2 separate regions of the Homo sapiens genome follow, and region 2 is linked to region 1. Evidence: read pairs that join two places in POLR2A ChIA-PET (ENCODE). Cell type or tissue: HCT116. All regions are shown on one strand. Links, peaks and the distances in the headings refer to the core of each region. The heading gives the core; the rest is flanking DNA. Region 1 has its middle 17 kb from the start of OR5K3. Region 2 has its middle 19 kb from the start of GPR15.

The links. ChIA-PET counts read pairs that join two places held together with the same protein. Peaks named below come from ENCODE experiments on the same cell type or tissue, not always from the same donor. Only the 100,000 strongest peaks of a DNase experiment are listed, where the experiment ranks them.
Region 2: POLR2A ChIA-PET joins it to region 1 with 5 read pairs; 2 of 35 experiments call an interaction of 5 or more read pairs at or near these places.

The regions. Positions count from the first base shown.
Region 1 is chr3:98,368,663-98,378,829 of GRCh38, forward strand. No RefSeq gene overlaps it. Among named protein-coding and RNA genes, the nearest start is that of OR5K3, 17 kb to the right of the region's middle. In HCT116, for the core only: no CTCF peak of the experiment used is centred there; no DNase peak of the experiment used is centred there.
Region 2 is chr3:98,545,672-98,555,838 of GRCh38, forward strand. No RefSeq gene overlaps it. Among named protein-coding and RNA genes, the nearest start is that of GPR15, 19 kb to the left of the region's middle. RefSeq lists a silencer at 503-552 and enhancers at 6,435-6,484, 10,112-10,167. In HCT116, for the core only: no CTCF peak of the experiment used is centred there; no DNase peak of the experiment used is centred there; H3K27ac peaks cover 1,971 bases.

The sequences.
Region 1 (10,167 bases), core at 4,830-7,329:
TTTGGCCACCGAAGCTATTTCCCTCGCCTCCTGTGTGCTTTTGACAAACACCCATAATTGTGTATATGGGATGTGTTTTTGTTGGTTTATTTTTGGCACTTTTTTATTGGCTGCTAGTATATCTCATATATTTCCCGCAGCATTCCTAGAATCAGCTATTTCTTTCAGAAGGCCTGGATTTTTGTAATTGGAGGATGGTATTACAAACCAGATCTGGGTGATAGATGTGCTGACTGCTTCTAGAGTATTATTGCTCTAGGTGCTCTCAGCTGTCAGAGTGAGCATATGTGTCTTCTTGCTGCTCCACATTCTTGTCAATAATTGATATTTAATTTCTTATTGTAACCATTCTAAGTATCTACTTATTGTTTTAATTTGCAATTACCTAAGGAAAAATAATGTTGAACATCTTCTCATGTTCTTATTTGCCTTCTTTATATCTTCTTTGGTCAGATGTTTGTTCAGATCTTTTACCCTTTTTTTTTTTTTTTTTTTTTTTTTGAGATGGAGTTTTGCTCTTGTCACCCAGGCTGGAGTGCAATGGCACGATCTCGGCTCACTGCAACCTCTGCCTCCCAGGTTCAAGCAATTCTCCTGCCTCAGCCTCCCAAGTAGGTGGGATTACAGGCATGCACCACCGCGCCCAGCTCATTTTTTCTATTTTTAGTAGAGATAGGGTTTCTCCATGTTGGTCAGGCTGGTCTTGAACTCCCCGACCTCAGGTGATCCACCCGCCTCAGCCTCCCAAAGTGCTGGGATTACAGGCATGAGCCACTGAACCCGGCTACCTTTTTTTAAATTGGATTGTTTCTTTGCTTATTGTTGAACTTTATATTATGTATAAAACCCTTCATCAGAAATGTGTTTGTTAAAGTTTACTTAGAGTCTACGGCTTATCTTTTGATACTCATAAAAGTGTCTTTCTCAGAGAAGATGTTTTAAATTTTAATATAACTTAAACTTACCTATTTTTTTCTTTTATGGATTGTGCTGTTGGTGTTGTATCTAAAATTCATGAGCATACTGAAGAGCACCTACATTTTCTCCTATGTTTTCTTCTGGAAGTTTTATAGTTCTAGTTTTACATTTTAGACTTATAATCCACTTTGAGTCAGCACTTGTGAAATATGTATGGTGTATGTCTAGGCTTACGTTATTTGAATATGAACATCCAAGTGTTCCAGCACCATTTGTGTAAAGATCATCCTTTATTGAAATGCCTTTGTTAGTTTGTCAAAGATTACTTGACTATAATTATGTGGGCCTATTATAGTCCATCTATTCTGTTATCTTAAACTTGTGTATATTCTTTTAATAATACCATGCTGTACTGATTACCTTAGCTTTATAGAAGTCTTGAGATCTGGTAGTGTGAGTGTTCCAACCTTGTTCTTCTTCAGTGTTGTGTTGGCTATGCTAGTCTTTTGTTTTCTCATATAAACTTTAAAATAATATTTTTAATTATCAATAATGCTACTCTGAACATTTGTGTAGAATTTTGTGTATGAGCAAGTGTTATCATTTCCCTTGGGTACATACTAGGAGTGAAATTGCTGGGTCATATGTCAACTCTGTTTACTTCTTGAGGAAATGTTTGACTGCTTTCCAAAGTAGCTGCAGTGTTGTATATTCCCAGTAGCAATATATGATTCTTCCAACTTTGCCACATCTTCAACATCTGTTATTGTCTTTCTTATTATAGCCATTAGAGTTCATGTAAACTGGTATCTAATTGTGGTTTTGATTTGCATTTCCTTGATGGCTAATAATGTTGAGCACCTTGTTATGTACTATTAGCTATTCACATCTCTTCTTTGGAAAAACAACTACTCAGATCCTTTGACATTTTTATAAAGAAGTAACTTGTAATTTTATTATTAAGTGGTAAGAGCTGTTCATTAATTATAGATATATTTCCCTTATCAAACATATGATTTTCATATATTTTATCCTATTCCATTGGTTGTCTTTTATTTTCTTGATGGCATTCTCTGAGGTAAAGTTTCTAATTTTGATGAAGTCTAGTCTATTTTTGATATGTCACTTATGCTCTTGGTGTCATATTTAAGAAAATGTTGCAAAATCCAAGGCCACAAATATTTATATCTGTGTTTCTTTTAACACATTATAGTTTTATTACTAACACATTATAGTTTTAGTTTACAAATAGGGGTCCAAACTCATTTTTTACATGTAGATTCCCTGCTGTTCCACACAATTTGTTTAGGAGACTATTCTTTCCCAACTGATTTATACTTCCATCCTTACACCAGTGCCAAACTGTTTTGATTATTTTAGATTTTTAATCATTTTGAAATCAAGAAATGTGAATCCCCAGCTTTATTTTTATTATTAAAGAAATAGACTAATAAACCAATGGAAAAGAATAGAAGCCCACAGATAAAACTGTGCATATATAATCAAAAATCTTCACAAGGGCATGAAGAATATGCACTGGGGAAAGGATAATCTACACAATGACCAATGCTTGGAAAAGTAGATATGCACATGCAAAAGAATAAAATTGGACTCTTAGGTTACATCATACACAAAAATCAGCTCAAAATGGATTAAAGACTTAAACCTGAAACTGTAAAACTCCTTAAAAATAACAAATAAGTTCCTTGATTATTTTTAAAAATCACACCAAAATCTCAAGCAAGAAAAACAAGTGAACAAACAGAATACATCAAATTAAAAACTGTCTGCACAGCAAAAAAAAAAAAAAGAAAGAAAAAGAAAAAAAAAGATTACCAAAATGAAAAGGCAAACTACCAAGTGGAAGAAAATACTTGCCTACCATGATTCAATAAGACATTGTCTAAAATATATAAGTAATCATACAAGTCAATAGGAAATAAACAAGCCAATTTAAAAATAGAAAAAGGACCTCCAAAGATATTTTTCCAAAGAGCATATACAAATGTCCAGCAAGTGTAAGAAAAGGTGCTCAGGCAAGGGTTGGTGGCTCACACCTATAATCCCAACACTCTGGGAGGCCAAGTGGGGAGGATTGCTTGAGGCTAGGAGTTCAAGATCATCCTGGACAACATGGAGAGATCCGATCTCTAAAATAAATTTTAAAAATTAGTGCTTGTGGTGGGATGTGCCTGTAGTTCCATCTACTCATGCTATTCAAGAGCCTGAGACAGGAGGATCCCTTGAGTCCAGGAGTTTGAGGCTACAATGAGTTGTGATCACACCACTTTGCTCCAACCTGGGTGACAGAGCAAGAGCCTATTTCAAAAAGAAAGAAAAGAAAGAAAGAAAGATAGAAAGAAAGAAAGAAGAAAGAAAGAGAGAGAAAGAGAGAGAAGAAAGAAAGAAAGACAGACAGAAAGAAAGAAAGAAAGAGAAAAAGAAAGAAAGGAAGGAAGGAAGGAAAAAGAAAGAGAGAGAAAAGGAAGAAAGGAGGAAAAAGGAAAGGGAGGGAAAGGGGAACAGGAAGGGAAAAGAAAGGAAAGGGAAAGGGGAAGGGAAGGGTGGTTAGTCAATATCACTAACTCTCCAGGAAATGCAAATCAAAACCACAGTGAGACATCACCTAACACCTGTTAAAATTGCTATTATAAAAAAAGACAAGAGATAACAAGTGTTGATGAAGATGAGGAGAAAGGAAAACCTTTGCACATGGTTGGTGAAAATAAAAATTGGTATAGCCATTATGTAAAACAGTAAGAATTTCCTCACAATATTAGAACTAGAACTACCGAATGACCCAGTAATCCCACTTCTGAATATTTATTCAAAGGAAATGAAATCAAAATCGTAAAGAAATACCTGCATTCTCATGGTCAAAGGGAAGGGGAAGGGAGGGGAGGCGAGGGGAGGGGAGGGGAGGGGAGGGAAGGGGACAAGGAAAGAAAGAGAAGGGGAAAGGGAAAGAAGGAAGGAGGAAAGGGGAAAGGAATAGAAAAGAAAGGAAAGAAAAGGGAAAAGGGAAAAGAAAAGAGAAAGAAAAGAAAAGAAAGAAAAAATAAAAGAAAAGAAACAAAAGAAAAGAAAAGGTGCTCAATATTACCTCCCCCTGTTCATTGATCAGTCCTCCTGCTCCAGTCCAGACAGGTTGCACTCTAGACCCAATGCTCATCCTTCCAGCAGAGACTTCCCTTTTGCTGATTTCCCTGTTAGATATTCTGTTTCCAAACTCTCCATCTTCCTCTTCATGGTTCATTCCATCATTTTACTAAAAAATCTTGACGGGCTCTTTGGCAGCCTTTGTTCACACGCGATTTATATTTTAATTTGTGTGGAAATCTAAATTTGAAATAATTGTTCTTCTGCACTCTGAAGGCATTTTTCTTTTATAGTCTAGCATGCTGTGTTGCTTTTGAGAAATTGCATGTTATTCTCATTCCCATTTCTTGATTATCTCTCTGGAAACATTAAGGAGATTTTCTTTATCCCAGGCTTAATGGCATCTCAGAATGAATATTTTTGGCATTTAAAAAATTAATTTTTCTAGATAGTGTTGGATTCCTTGCATCTGTCCTCCTTCCCTGCCTAGCTCTATTTTTTCCTGTTTTGTCTTTACTTTTTTTACTCTTTTTTTCCTTTCCCATGTCTTTACTTTTCTTTTCCTCTTTTTCTCCTGTCTTTCTCTCTCTCTATTTTTTTTTTTTTTTTTTTTTGAGACGGAGTCTCGCTCTCTCCCAGGCTGGAGTGCAGTGGCGCGATCTCCGCTCACTGCAGGCTCCGCCCCCCGGGGTTCACGCCATTCTCCTGCCTCAGCCTCCCGAGCAGCTGGGACTACAGGCACCCGCCACCACGCCCAACTAATTTTTTGTATTTTTAGTAGAGACAGGGTTTCACCGTGTTGGCCAGGATGGTCTCGATCTCCTGACTTCGTGATCCGCCCGCCTCGGCCTCCCAAAGTGCTGGGATTACAGGCGTGAGCCACCGCGCCCGGACTTTCTTTCTCTCTTACTCTTTACAAATTCAGTTTTATTTTCTCAGTGAATACAAACCTGAGAGCTCCAAATAGATACAATCCACATTAAAAAGCAGAATAAATAAACCTGTCAGTTTTCAGAATAATAAGTGTTGTCTAATAGCCTATGAAGATTATTATTTTCAAAATTATCACTATGAATTCATAGATTTTAACATGTTATCAACTTAATAAATTATAATTATTATTCTTTGACCGATAGGAGCTCAAATCAAAAATACCATATTGGTTTCTCAGTCCTTCGGATATGACCTTAGTAGTCTCTGACAGATTTCTTGTTGTCTGGTACAGATGTCAAGGCTGACAAAGTGAGACTTTGTCTCAAAAAAAAAGAAAAAATGTCTAGGCTACTCATGTGTATTTTTTTTCTGCCTCACAATGGGATATTAGATATTTTTCCAGAGGCCAATAGGTAATAATTTTCACAGTTTTCTGGTTTCTAATTTCTTTCTTTTTTTAAAAAAGAAACAAACTTTCCAAACACAAATATACACACTCTTATTTCCCCTTCTTTCTTACTCATAAGACCGTGTGTGTGTGTGTGTGTGTGTGTGTGTGTGTGTGTGTCCAAACACATATTTTGCCTTGATTTTGGCTTTTGCTCTTCATTTTTATTTTTTTTTACTTTACAAAATAACCTGTAAATTGTTACATATCAGTAGGTATTAATATTTTCCTTTTTAACACTCACATAGTACTCCACTGTGCATTTAATTAACTGTTTTTATATCTATAGATACAGAGTTTCTTTCCAATACTTTATCTGATACATCTCAATCATCACTTTATTTGTAACTTTTTGACTCTCCTTTGTTTTAGCTACATCTCTTGTACAAAGCATAGAGCTAGATTTTTTCTTTTGAAGCAAGTCCGAAAATATCTTTCTTGTAATAGTTTAGTTGAATTCATTTTTATTAACTTCAATGACTGACATGTTTAGTCCAAATTCTATCATATTATTTCATTTAATATTTATCAATGGTGTTGTATTTACTGTTTATTTATATCTTGTTTTATATAATTTTTATTTCTCCTGGTATTTCAGACAGTTTGCATTTTTGTTTTAGTTATCTTTACATTAACACCTTTATTACATACTCACTCTTCTGTGTCTGCACTTATAATGCTATTTTTGGTTTCTCTGCTTTAAATAATATTTTTTGACTACCACTAGTACTTATATTACAATCAGTGAGATTGTTCTATTTTAGCTTTCTCTCTTTACCTCTACTTATTTTGTTTTTACTTTTCATTTACTTTTTTATTATGATGCATTCATCATAATAATGATGATGCCTTACTTACAGAGATTTAAGATTTACAGAGGAGTCACAAAGATGGTATGGAGAGGTTTTATGCAGACTTCATCCAAGTTCCCTAATTTGAACATCGTACATAATCGTGACACACTTATCAAAACTAAGATGTTAATATTGTTGTAGTACCATTAACTAAAATATAGGCTTTATGTTGAACTTGAGATTTTTCCACTAATGTCATTTTCCTGTTTTGAGATCCTATTAGGAAGCCAAAGTTGTCAACTCTTCTTGGATTCCTCCAATCTATGACAGGTTCCTCTGTCTTTTCTTGCCATTCATGCCTTTGACACTTTTGAAGAGTACTGGCTACATATTTCATACAATGTCCTTTAGTTTTAGTTTGTCTGATATTTGTTCATGATTAGGCTTTTGTTAGGGATTTAAGGGAAGAATATCACAGAATGGAAGAGTCTTTGTCATTGTATCATATCTGAGGGTACATGATATCAACATGATTTACTACCGGTTTTGTTAGCCTGTATCACTTGGCTAAAGAAGGGTCTGCTACTTCATTCATTACATACATGACACTAATTCCAGGCTGCACTCAAGGGGATAGGAACTATGCTCTATTACCTAGAAACAGAACTATCAAATAATTTGTGAAAACATTATAACAGCATCCCAATATTGAATGAACATATTGGGGAGATACATTGAAACTATACAGATATCCTGTTTCTCAAAGTTTTATCCACTGGCTGACCTTGTTTTCAATAATTATAACTGTGATGCTCTAATGCTATTTTCTATTTCTCTGATTCTTTCCATATGTATAAATTGGAAAGTATAGCTTTGCTAGGTGTAAAATTCTTGGCACACACATTGTGTATGAGTTTATTGAAAATATTGATCCACAGTTATCTTACTTTGCATGTTACTGTTAGGAAGTCAGATACCAGTTTGATTTTCTTTCCTTGGAAGTGAGTTTGTATTTTCATGTGAAGGTGCATATGATTTTTCTTTATCTTAAAGTCTAACACTTTTATTAGGATGTATATTTGAGCTCACTATTCTGGATGATTTATGACAAGTGTGTTTCAATAGGCAGATTCAGGTCTTCTGTTATTTCCCAAAGTTTCTTAGATTATCATTTAAAATATTATTTCTTCTCCATTTTCTTCTTTTTTGGAAATTCCAATTTTATGTGTTGTGTATTGCCCTTGCTAATCTCATAGGCTGATCAGGTTGACTTTAATTCTTTTTATTACTTTTGGTGTTTATTTTTATTCCCCTAGTAGTTTTATTTTCTCTCTTCAACAGCCCTTATATAAATGATAGAATCTCTTACTCCTTGAAAATCTTAAAATTTAGTATTAGTTTTTTTAAATAATTACATCTGTTTCTCCAATTTATCTTTTACATTTAGCCAGTTCCCATTTTATATATTTCTTCTTGTCCATCTCTGTTCTAATTTTTTACTTTACATAAAAGATGATTTTACCTATCAGGAAGTACATGCTTAAATATAATGAATTCACGTTGTGGCATTGTGTCAGTTTTTCTCTCTATGGTTAGATTCTTTAAAAAACTTTTTGTCAAATGGAATGCTTTGATTTTCTATCTTCCTTTAATATTATTTTCATGTGGATGTAGTCTATTATTTTTCTGTTTGTTTTGAAACGCCTTTTTTCTTAGGATCATAATGATAGCTTATTCTATCAGGGATAAGGGAATAATGTATTTTGAAAGCCATTAGTTTGGGACACTATCTTTTGCTGGTACAGTGACTTGATATATTTTAATATATGGCTTATCTATGACGGTTATAAATTGCATCTTCTGATCTTGTAATTTTCTATTTTGGGTGTAGCAAATTGTTTAATCTACAGTCTCTAGGAAACAGACTCTGAGATGGAGATGTACATGTAAAAACTTGTTGAGGAATATCCTCAGGCCTATATTTATTAAGGAAAGAATAGCTGAATGTAGTCACAACAAAAGCCTTAGCCACTACTGCGGGGAAGTGAGGATTTTGGATGTCCCTTCAGAGACTGAATTGCATTAGGTGTAGGTGTTCAGGAATTTACACCTCCCATGAATAGTCATTGGTTGCAAGCTGTCCCCAAGGAAGAGATACAACTTTGATAAGACAGCTCTCTTCAGCTCAGGCCATTTCCTAGCAAGGGACTCAGTTGACAACTGCTAGCTGCTAACACTCTTGCAACATTTTTCTGTGAGCAGACTAACATCTTAAGAAACTTGCTCCCATCATCTTCTAATCTCTGTCTCAGTGCTGTAATCAATTTAACCCTGTTACCTTGTTACCCTTTCCTGACAGTGATGAAGACCATAATTGTTAAATATGGTAATGCTGTTGTTGACCCCTTGCATTGATTTACAAGACATTTTATTAAACAATCCTGAGTTAATGCTTTTTGTTTATGGATCTTATGCCAAAAATGCAAAAGGAAAATACAAAGCAGGATATGCTGTGACAACTCAATGTGAACTAACAGAAAATGTAACTCTTTCCCCAATTTAAGTCAGCCCAAAAGGCAGAGCTATAAGTTCTCACTTGGATCTGTCAGATATCTAAGGGCAAATCAGTCAACATTTCTACAGATAGTAGATATATTTTCGCGTAGTTTATAAGTTTGGTATACTATGAAAAGAAAGAGGGTTCCTCACCTTTGGTGGAACCCCCATCAAAAATGCGCCCCAAGTAGATGAGTGTCTTTCTGCTGTTTTGCTGCCTTCATAAATGGCTATTAAAATGGAAGGCCACACCCATAAAACTGAACCTGAATACCGAGAAAATACCCTAGAAGTCGTTCATGCTAAATAAACTAGTAGTGATACCACTGAGATGTTTGAAAGAAAAACACTTTGAATGAACTCCACAAAATTGATCCAAATCTATGATAATTTGTTTAATAAAGAATGCTATGAACCTGAATCAGCAAAACAAACAAAATTGGCTCTTAAAAGAATGAAATTTAATATTAAATAGGAACTGACTGAGAGCCTGAACCACTGCTTCATTCTCCCAAAGTCTTTTTTTAAAATTTAATTTTATTTTATTATTATTATACTTTAAGTTTTAGGGTACATGTGCACAATGTGCAGGTTAGTTACATATGTATACATGTGCCATGCTGGTGTGCTGCACCCATTAACTCGTCATTTCGCATTAGGTATATCTGCTAATGCTATCCCTCCCCCCTCCCCCCACCCCACAACAGTCCCCAGAGTGTGATGTTCCCCTTCCTGTGTCCATGTGTTCTCATTGTTCAATTACCACCTATGAGTGAGAACATGCGGTGTTTGGTTTTACGTCCTTGCGATAGTTTACTGAGAATGATGATTTCCAATTTCATCCATGTCCCTGCAAAGGACATGAACTCATCATTTTTTATGGCTGCATAGTATTCCATGGTGTATATGTGCCACTTTTCTTAATCCAGTCTATCATTGTTGGACATTTGGGTTGCTTCCAAGTCTTTGCTATTGTGAATACTGCTGCAATAAACATACGTGTGCATGTGTCTTTATAGCAGCATGATTTATAGTCCTTTGGGTATATACCCAGTAACGGAATGGCTGGGTCAAATGGTATTTCTAGATCTAGATCCCCGAGGAATCGCCACACTGACTTCCACAATGGTTGAACTAGTTTACAGTCCCACCAACAGTGTAAAAGTGTTCCTATTTCTCCACATCCTCTCCAGCACCTGTTGCTTCCTGACTTTTTAATGATTGCCATTCTAACTGGTGTGAGATGGTATCTCATTGTGGTTTTGATTTGCATTTCTCTGATGGCCAGTGATGGTGAGCATTTTTTCATGTGTTTTTTGGCTGCATAAATGTCTTCTTTTGAGAAGTGTCTGTTCAAGTCCTTCGCCCACTTTTTGATGGGGTTGTTTGTTTTTTTCTTGTAAATTTGTTTGAGTTCAT
Region 2 (10,167 bases), core at 4,219-6,718, 180 kb after region 1:
ACTTTGATATAATTTAAGTTCTGAAAAAATGATGTAAATTAAAGCTCAATCAAATAATATTTGTTCTCATATCAAACAGCAAATCATTGTTTTGATTCAAAGCTTCAATTTTACTTTTACTAAATTGACTTGTCTGTTAAATCAAAGGTCAATTTAATTTGTTTATGTAGACACAACTTCTATTTTATTTTAAAATATTTCAACTTTTAAATTAAGTGTAAATTAGAATTGGTTGGACAGAATAATACTTTGAGTTTTACTGTTTTTTCCAAATGTTCTATTCTAAAATATTTGCAAAGAGCATGATATTTTATAAAACTACAAAGATTTTTAAAGTAAAATATTTCTAGAATAAAATTTGTATTTAAGCAGACATAAGAAGAAAATGTTGACTCTGAGTGCTTTCGCTTTCCCTCGGGTTTACCTAGAAAGTTTTCTAGCTTCAAGGATGTCTGAAGATTGCTCACTAAGCAGTCAAGGAAGGAGAACCACTAGTCTGACATCAATTTTCCATTATAACGGTACAGCTTTGTTACAAGAAAAATGCACAGGGCAGATGACTTGCACCGAGTATCTACAATTCTCATTGCAATGATTTCTAAAAATTGAAATTAAAAACAAAACCTATGTTTATGGAGTATTTATTTAGCACCCGGGAACTGTTAAATCATTCACATATATTATCTCAATTGAATTCACAAAACAACTTGTGAAAAACAATCTGGGTACCCAGTTCTCCTCCCTTTCCTTTTTTCTCCCCATGCAAATCAGACCTCAGTCTGAGGGTTCTCCCATGTCTTCTAGCTCCCTTCCCCAATTCTTGCCTAATCCCATTTTGGGGTCTTCTGTGCAAACCTGAGCTAACATATATAGAACAATTTTTTTTTCTGAGAGAATATAAATTTTCTGAAGGTTCAAACATCTTTTTGAGAAATGCTTTCAAGTATGGCAAAGACATAGCATACTATACAACGGAATGATAAGTGTTTTCTACATTTTCATGCTACTAAAGTCATATATTAAGCAAAGTAGAGAATTGTAAAAATGTGCCCCTAATGTGTCTCTTGGTTAACTGGCTTTATAAAATAATCCTCAATGACTTCTTAGGCTGTATAGGTAGTAATTTTTAATACTATAAATATGACTAATATCATTACTATTACTAGTGTTTATTTTTTAAATAAACACTAGTTTAAAGTTATTGAGTTTTCCACTATTTCCAAACTTTTTTTCCTATTTCCCTGGAAAATTACAATGAGGAATGCCTTAAAAATAATGAGCTGGGGCCGGCCACGGTGGCTCACACCTGTAATCCCAGCACTTTGGGAGGCTGAGGCAGGCGGATCACCTGAGGTCAGGAGTTTGAGACCAGCCTGGCCAACATGGCGAAACCCCGTCTCTAATAAAAAAAAAAAAAAATACAAAAATGAGCCAGGTGTGGTGGCTGGCACCTGTAATCACAGCTACTAGGGAGGCTGAGGCAGGAGAATCGCTTGAAACCGGGAGGCAGAGGTTGCAGTGAGCCAAGATCACACCATTGCATTGCAGCCTGGGCGACAAGAGTGAAACTCCATCTCGATAATAATAATGATAACGATAATAATAATAATAATGAGCTGGGTACAGTGGCGTGTCTGTAGTCCCAGTTACTAGGGAGGCTGAAAGCAGGAGGATTGCATGAGCTAGGAGTTCAAGATCAGCCTGGGCAACATAGCTAGTTCCCCTTACTAAGAAAAAAAAAGGAGGGTAAAGTAAAAAAATATACAATATGATAGTGTGATAGAGTGGAAAACATAAAGGCTTTAAAATTAGAAAAACTGAGTTTGAAACCATAACAGCCTACCACTAGCAAAGTCTGTGAGACCTTCGACAAGTTATTAACATTTTTCTCCTTCAGTTTTCTTATCTGTAAAATGAAAATAACATTATTTAACTTGGGGTTATTGAAAACTCAGTAAGTGAGGCGACTTATGTCGGTCTTACAAGTAATGTTTGTTTTTATTTTATATTCTTTTTTGGCCCTGTATGCACTGAGACAGATCTATAAATATTCAAAAATGAATTTTGATTTAAAGATAATTTAATTTAATTGCGGAGACAATGTTTATCAAGCTGTTGTTGGAGGAATGTATATAAACTCTATATAACATACATTAGGCATGATATATACTTACCCACATATGCAGACCTATTAGAACCACAGCACTCATCTGTGACTAATAAATTTATTTTAGCCTCTGGGCAACAAACTTTATAAATTATATTTCAGAACTATTTTTGTAAAAAGCATTATGAACGCATTTTATCTATATCCAGTGCTATAAGAGAAAACACATTTAGAAAGATAAGATCATTCATCCCTATACCTGTGGCTCTTTTCCCTTAGAAGTTTCTCTTAGTAAAGTTTTTCATCTGAGTTGATTAATGTAGATGTGTATATACATACAACTATATCAAAAATTATATATAAAGAGAAGGAGGGGGACTTAGGGATCTACTTAGCCACCGGTTTTGCTCTGAAGATAGGAGAAAATGCTAGCTTTAGACAAGAAGTTCTCTCTTCAAAGGTCAAGAGCTTTTCTTAATTTTGATAGCTCTGGCAACTTGTTCAGAAAAATCCACAAGTCTAGATCTGCAAATGCTTGAAATGCTCCATCGGACAGACCAAAAATTCAGAATACTACAAACACTCACGTCTCTGCAGAAAAAGATAATCTATATTACTCTTTCCTCTTGCCTATAATTTTAGTGCCTGCAACCCTGCCCTCTGGGACGATCAACTGATTTGGGCGAGATGGGTAAAGGAGGACAAAGAAAGGGGAGGGAGGGAGGAAACAGCATCATCATTGTCGCTGATTTCCCATTTATTTTAGTAAAAAAATTTGTCCTCTGAGGTTTTTGTATCTAAGATGACAAGCCAGGTAAAAACCTAAGAGATTGGGTAGACTTCTCAGGAAGTGTTATAGTAGCAGGTGAAACCCTGGAGAAAAACCCATACCTGTGAGGGCATTTGAACCTGTCGGGGTGGGGAAGTGGGAATGACCTGTGTCTACTACTCCCTTCCTCTCTCTCCATCCTTGGGTAACCTGGCCAACGGCAGCTGCCGGAAATGAATGACTTCAGCCACTGAACCATCCTTAGGCGAATGAATGGCTTCCATCTTAACTCTAATTTTCCTTTAGCCAATTCTGTTTTTGTGCCTCCTGAGTTCTCGTTAAGGTCAAAACAACATTAGTGGTTTTTAAGGTGTTAAGTTGGTTGTCTTTTTCTCACATTTTACAAGCAAAACACAGAAAATGAGAAACAACAAGAAATCCCTCATGGTCTTAAAAACAATCTATTTGAAAATTTCAGCATGCAGATCCAGTTAAATTTAAATTCAGTTAAATTTAACGTGCCAAATTTCAAATGGAAATTTGGTTCTCTGCATTTTAAAATGTGTAACAACTGCTTACGATATTCTATTTGAAACATATCACAATGTACATGATAGAATTAAAGGGTCATTTATATAAATTGTTATAGACTACAACACAAACATTGTTTTCAGAGGAATTCTTAAAATCATCTAATCCAATCCACTCATTTTTAAAATGAGAAAACTAAGAGAAATGGAGAGTCTATTCAGAAGCAAAATCACATTGTGGTTTTAAAAAAAAATTCAGCTGGCACACATGGGTACAAGTATAAAGGTTGTTAAAATATATTGATATATTTCTGCTTCAGTTGGTAAATTGCCACTGCCCTGTGTCCTCTGAGTGCCCCACTCTATCATGGTCTTCTGTCACCTTCCCTAGTAGCTTTTGGACACTTCAATATAGCAACTAAGGAGTTAACACCTTGCAAACAAGAGACCCTTGGGAGCCAGGCTTCTCCACTGAAAGCCAGGTCCTTTCAGATTGGTTGATTGCATAAACATGCAGACAGATAAATAGTTTTTGGTATCTCCCCTGCATGCAGTCAATGGCAGAAATTTAAATAATCAACGGTGGTGGAAACTTGACAGTTGACCCAGCATCCATTCTCATGCTTTCATTTTTCTCAAAATAATTCAGGACTCTTATGCCTAGGCAGTCATCTATCTGGTCTTTCTCATGCAGCTCTTGTGTTTTTGTAAAAGTTGAACCCACTCTTAGCCTCCTGGCAAAGCCTTGATAGACTTCACTATAAGGTGGGCATGTGACCAACCAACCAGGCTGTTTGGAATGCCAAGACAGCATTGCTCTCTCTTTCTCTGTGCCCTATTGAAGCCACCCTATGAAACAAGAGAGCCAGACTTAGAATAAAGTTTACATGGTTGACTGTAAAAAGAAAAGACAAAGTCAAAACTAAGCAAAATGAAACAAAACAAAACATAAAAATGGAGTCCTTGTTGGCATGACTGAGCTTCTAGATTAACCAGCCTACACCTGAGCCTTCCAAGTAACTGAACCTGTACACTTCTTTTGTTATTTAAGCCTGTTTGAGTTGAATTTTCTTTTACCTGAAATCCTAAAGGACTTACCTTATAAACTAGTTCCCCACCAAAGCTTTGCCAAGATTCTCTAATACAATCCTTTAGTTATATGATAAGGTAAAATTTCCCTAAATATGTTCTGAAAAGTACTAATTCCAAGAGAAATTAATAATTATGGTCCTGAAGAGGAACAGCTCAATAAACAGAGTTAGACAGACAGACCTGGATTATTTAACAAAGATTTGTGGTATACGCAAAACATAATTTTTATTTATTATTCCCATTCTAACCTTTTAAAATTTATTCATTAGGGCACTCTTCTTCTGCCCTTGCCTGAAGAATTTGGCAGGTCCATTGACTTTTCTTCTTACTCTTTGGGAAGAGCTTTGAAGCATAAAACACAGTGTCAATTTCGTTCTTTCCTTCCTCTCACTATTCACCTACTCACCAGCTGCTCAAAGAAAGGTGGAGTGGGGGTAAGGTTACCAGATTTAGTCAATAGAAATACAAGATGCCTAGTTAAATTTGAATTTAAATGAATAGTAAATGATTTTTTAGTATAAGTATGTCCCAAAGATTATTTGTCCATCTGAAATTCAAATCTAACTGAGCCTTATATTCTTTCTGATAACCTTAGGTGAGGCAGAGAGGAAAGGTAGGGGGATTTGGTTTGTTGAGCAACTTCCTGTTCTTTGGGCATGGCAGATAGCGAAGGTTATGCAGTTGAGCCAATTTTATGGGTTCTTTGAACATCCCATCATAGGAGACATCTCCAACATCAACTCTCAAGACTTAAGTGATACTCCTCATTCCCCAGGATGCCCACCCCTCTTTAGCCTCTGGTCCACCAGCAGAGGGACTATACACCAGTTACTACCCCCCATCACCAACCCTTGGTTCACAGGCAACAATGAAGCATCTTTGCCCCCATGCAAAGTGGATTCCTGGCCTGATCATCTTTGCCCCCATGCAACATTGCCAAAGCATCTTTGTCCCCACGCAACAGCGAATTCCTGGCCTGACCATCAAAGTCCTAATGAACCAACTTTTGTATTTAGACTTTTCAGGAGAGAATCAACTTGTCTAGAGTGCTCTGGCATACTGCAAACACACTTAAGCTCTTTAAGAGTAGTCCCACGGAAGCCCCTCCCAGCTTGCTGGGCTTGGTGTAGGAGACAGTAACTTTCCCAAGTGGAAAAAGCTGAGGCCCCATAGCACAGCTACTAGTCACTTTTAAGGAAAGCTCACAAAAACCCTCTCTTTATTCTCTGACGGGATCCAAGAGTTTGGAATCCATTCCCAGATATTATGCTTGTACCATCTGCATATAGTGACTTAGCAACAACTTACTTGAGATTTTTGCATTTATTTTATCTTTATGCCTTGTTGAAATTTCAATTTTAACATTCTGTTATATAGCTTTCTTTTCTGGGAAAATTCTCACAACTTTTAATATAGCATGACTAAAGCAAACCTGAAGGAGAGCTGAACTGCCTTCCTAGACTGGCTGTCTCATGCATGACCTCTACTCCTATTTGCCGAAAATATCCTCCCTATAACAAAATAATGGCAGGAATTTTAGGGGACTGGATTATTGTAAGATTCCTGGTGAAACCACAGTCCTCAAACCATACCTTGAAAAAATTCCTGCAGGAGTTAAAAACATTTCCCTTTATTGTATTCTTCTAATCTCCCATCTCATTCTACAAAACTCCTCCACAGAGGCCTTTGCTCCTCAGGCTTCTTATCTAAGTAGTGCCACGTGTCAAGTCCAAGGTCCCTGAATAGAAAGATTAGACTGGGTAAAACAGGAGTATGGCTTTCATGGGATCTGGGACCTATAATAACCTCTAACTATGAAGTTTAGGTGAGAGGCTTCCTCATCCGGCTACAAAGACCTCAGTTTCTTAGGTGTGAAAGGAGGAAGTTGAACTACGTAGTTTCAAATGACCCCTCCAACCTGAAAAACAGATGACTTTGATTCTAAATTCTTCAGGGAGTAGGACATGGATGCTGCAACAGTCTTATACCTTAGGTTAATTCTAAGAATTAAAAGAACCTTCACTGAAAGGAGAGTGACACTGACGAAGGTAGAAAGTTTTCGTGGTAGCTTCCTAAGGAAAATGTGGCAGAATTAAATGATCCTACTTGGAAATAGAGAAGTAAGATTTGTAACTACAACAGACCAAGCCATTCCCAGGCAGTGGATCTCACTGGGCAAGCAGAGACCTTGGCGTCTCTCACTGTACCTGGGCCACTTTCCATAGTCCATGCTCTGCCAGTGTTACTGAAACACCAAGGGTTTGGTCTAGGTCCTGCTGCTCACAGCACAGAAAGTCAATCACTGAGATAATGGTTATTGCCAAGGAAGAAGATTTTAATCAAGTGCTATAGCCTAGGAGATGGGAGGTCAGTCTCATATTCATCTCCCTGACTGACTAAAATTAGGACTTTATATAGCAGGAAAGAAGTGTAACTATGTACGGAAAAACAGGAACCTGGGAGGGATAAGGGTGCAATCATGATGAATGAGGGGCCCTGAGTCTCAGTGTCTGGATGCTATGATCTGGTGAGTTTCAGTTCTTTCATACTTTTTGAGAGGGCTAGGGGTCCTATCCTCAGAAAGAAACACAGATAAAACAAATGTAAGTTTCAAGCTTTAAGAAGAGAAGGGACAATTTCTGTTTATCCAAAATAACTGTCTATGAAACTATTGGGTGAGTTTCACCAAGTTTGAGTCCAAAGCCTATCTCAAGTCAGGTAATCCATTAATGGAAATGGAATCTCTCTCTCTCTCGCTCTCTCTCTCTCTAATTGTACAAAACTCTTAGATTACACTAAAAGTGCCTCATATTCTTTCGTGGTATTAGGTGATGTATCAGGATCCCAGGAGGAAACAGACAGCTTGCCAAAATTAATCAAAGGGTGCTTTCCAAAGGGGATCACAAGGCATAGTGCGGTAGCCTGGGGTTTGTAACAACAAAACTTTTATCTATGTCCAAAAAGAAGAAGAAAGAGCTGTTCTAAGCCCCTGAAAGAAGACAGTGTGCTGCCCTCTCCACATTTCTCTAGAGAAGGCTTCCAACTTGAAGCGGCCCCACAGGGAAAGTGCCAAAATAAGTACCCGTGAAGCCAGTAAAAGACATTTTGAAGTCATCCCAGTTCTTGCTAGTTGAAGTACTTTCCAAAGCAATTCTCTTAATGCTTACAGTTCGTTGAAAGTGTATCCTCACTGAGGAGAAGCCAGAGGCAGAAAATTCTTCCGGCAATGCACATGCAAAACAACACTGACTTTCTGATGTGGGTTAGGTGTGAGTACAATCTTAATCTAAAATGACTCCTTAAATATGCTCCTCTACCTGAGATTAAGGTACTGGGGAAAAAAACGTTCTGAAAGTTTGCTACTTGTTATTCTTTCTAATGAAATACAGGAAAAACTTATTTTTCTTTGGATACACTCAGTGTGAATAAAATTAACTCATGGACCAAATTCCTAGATTTAAACTGGAAGGAAGTAAGCTCTAGAGCCCTATCTTAAATTCCCAGCATTGTTTCAGAAGGCCACTGGAGTCAAACTTTCATAGCCTTAGCATAGAGTTGTTTCATCTGAGGACCTTCTCGTGTGTCCTGCGCTGTCCAGTATATTTCTTCATTTAAAAACTTCAGTTAGATCTTTTCTCTTAATTGCATTTTTACCCAAAAGAATAAGCCAAATTCCTGCAAGGTTTAGGAAATATATGTATATGGCAAAGTACTGGACTAGCGAATATATGGCAAAGTACTTCCTCACTTCACACCCATACTCACAACAGATGTGGCTAATCAACTGCTTCCAGTTCCTGGAAATTGTAAAATATGGTAGTGAGTTTCTCTGTCAACAAATTCTCTGTTGGCCAAAGGAAGTAGCTTCTGTGTCCTTCCTCTTTTAGTCCCTTCAGGCCTTTCAAAGTGCTATTAATATATACTATAAAAGCTTTGTTAGGATCTATGTAATAAATCATTACCTCATAGAAATAGATCATTCCCTGTAATTAACCTTTTACCAGCATTACTAATCAATTATGCTTCTCTTTCTTATCTGCTCCTGTTAATCTTGTAACATTCCATATGTTAAGTAGAAATCATAACTAATTAACATTTATCCTTTAGGTAGGCCAGGCTACTTACTAAAAATACTCTGCAAAACAGTTTGTCTTCTTATGGTTTACTGTTTACAACCTGAGCCAGAATCCTTCCACTTCCAAGTAAGACTGGGGTTCAACTGGGGTGGGGAGCACATCAAATGAGGGGGTACATCATTCCCTCCTTGTCTAATGCTTTAAGACTAATCAAATCAAATTCTGTAACACTAAAGTTGGAAAAGAACTCTCTTGATGCTTAAGATAAGTAATTTTTAAGACAATGTAAATACACTTTAACGAAAGGAAAGAAAAAAGGGAAAAAAGACAATGTAATACACTTAGAACAAAAGACTTGTCATACACGATACATAACACAAAAGATTAGCTTCAGGAGAATGTAGATAATTGCATGATGGTAGATTTTTATCTTTCACTCATTTGTTCAACAAACATCAACCATTACCAAGCCAAACACTTGCCAGATACTGTTTTAGGCATTGTATATAGGCTCATCCTAGACTTTAAAAATTGTCTGGAGAGTAACCACCAGGTCGCCATACATAATATCCCTGGATTGGTCTAAAACAGGTAGGATTTGGGTGGATGAATTGTAAATCTGATCCAGTTTGGCATTTCTTATGATCTAATAACAATTCATTGTGTATATTGATTTAAGAAAATATAGAAACATAATACTACCTAATGCAAACTCTTTGATCTGAGTGATAAAGAATTTGTATAAATAGACAAAAATAAACACCCAGACTGAAGTCCTACCTGTTCACTTGATTAAAACTGTATCTCTTTAAAAGATGGATACTTTGGCCAAATAGTTGGCTTTTTCTGTTCTACGTTCTGAGCTACACCAGTTTCTCCAACATCAAAGTTTCCTTTTCCACCACCTTAATTCGCCATCCTGCTGTCCAAAGCTCATAACTTCAGAGCTTCACTTTGTCCCCAGACTTATACACTGAATTCCAGTGAACCAGAAAGAATGCTCATGGAATACAATTAGTGACTAAACAATTCCAAAACGCTATTGGTTTGCTTTCTTTCTAGACGATGTACTTAGAAGAACAATAATAAAATTTCAAAGGGACCAAAATCTTTCTTTCTACTCCTCTCACATGAATCACCACCTCCTTTGCAAACAAGTGATTATTTACAAAGCTTGTTAAAAAAGTAGTTTAGGCTTGCATTTCATTTAGAATTGCTCTATTGCTCCATATTTTGTTTTCCCCTATGATTTAAGAATAGTTTTATTGTACATATCTTTACAAATATTTAAATCAAAGAGAATTACTGTAGTTTAAAAAATAGAAAAACGGGGCCAGGCGTGGTGACTCACGCCTGTAATCCCAGCACTTTGGGAGGCTGAAGCGGGCGGATCACCTAAGGTCGAGAGTTTGAGATCAGCCTGACAAACATGGAGAAACCCCGTCTCTACTAAAAATACAAAATTAGCAGGGCATGGCGGCACATGCCTGTAACCCCAGCTACTCGGGAGGCTGAGGCAGGGGAATCGCTTGAACCCAGGAGGCGGAGGTTGCGGTGAGCCGAGATGGCGCCATTGCACTCCAGCCTGGGCAA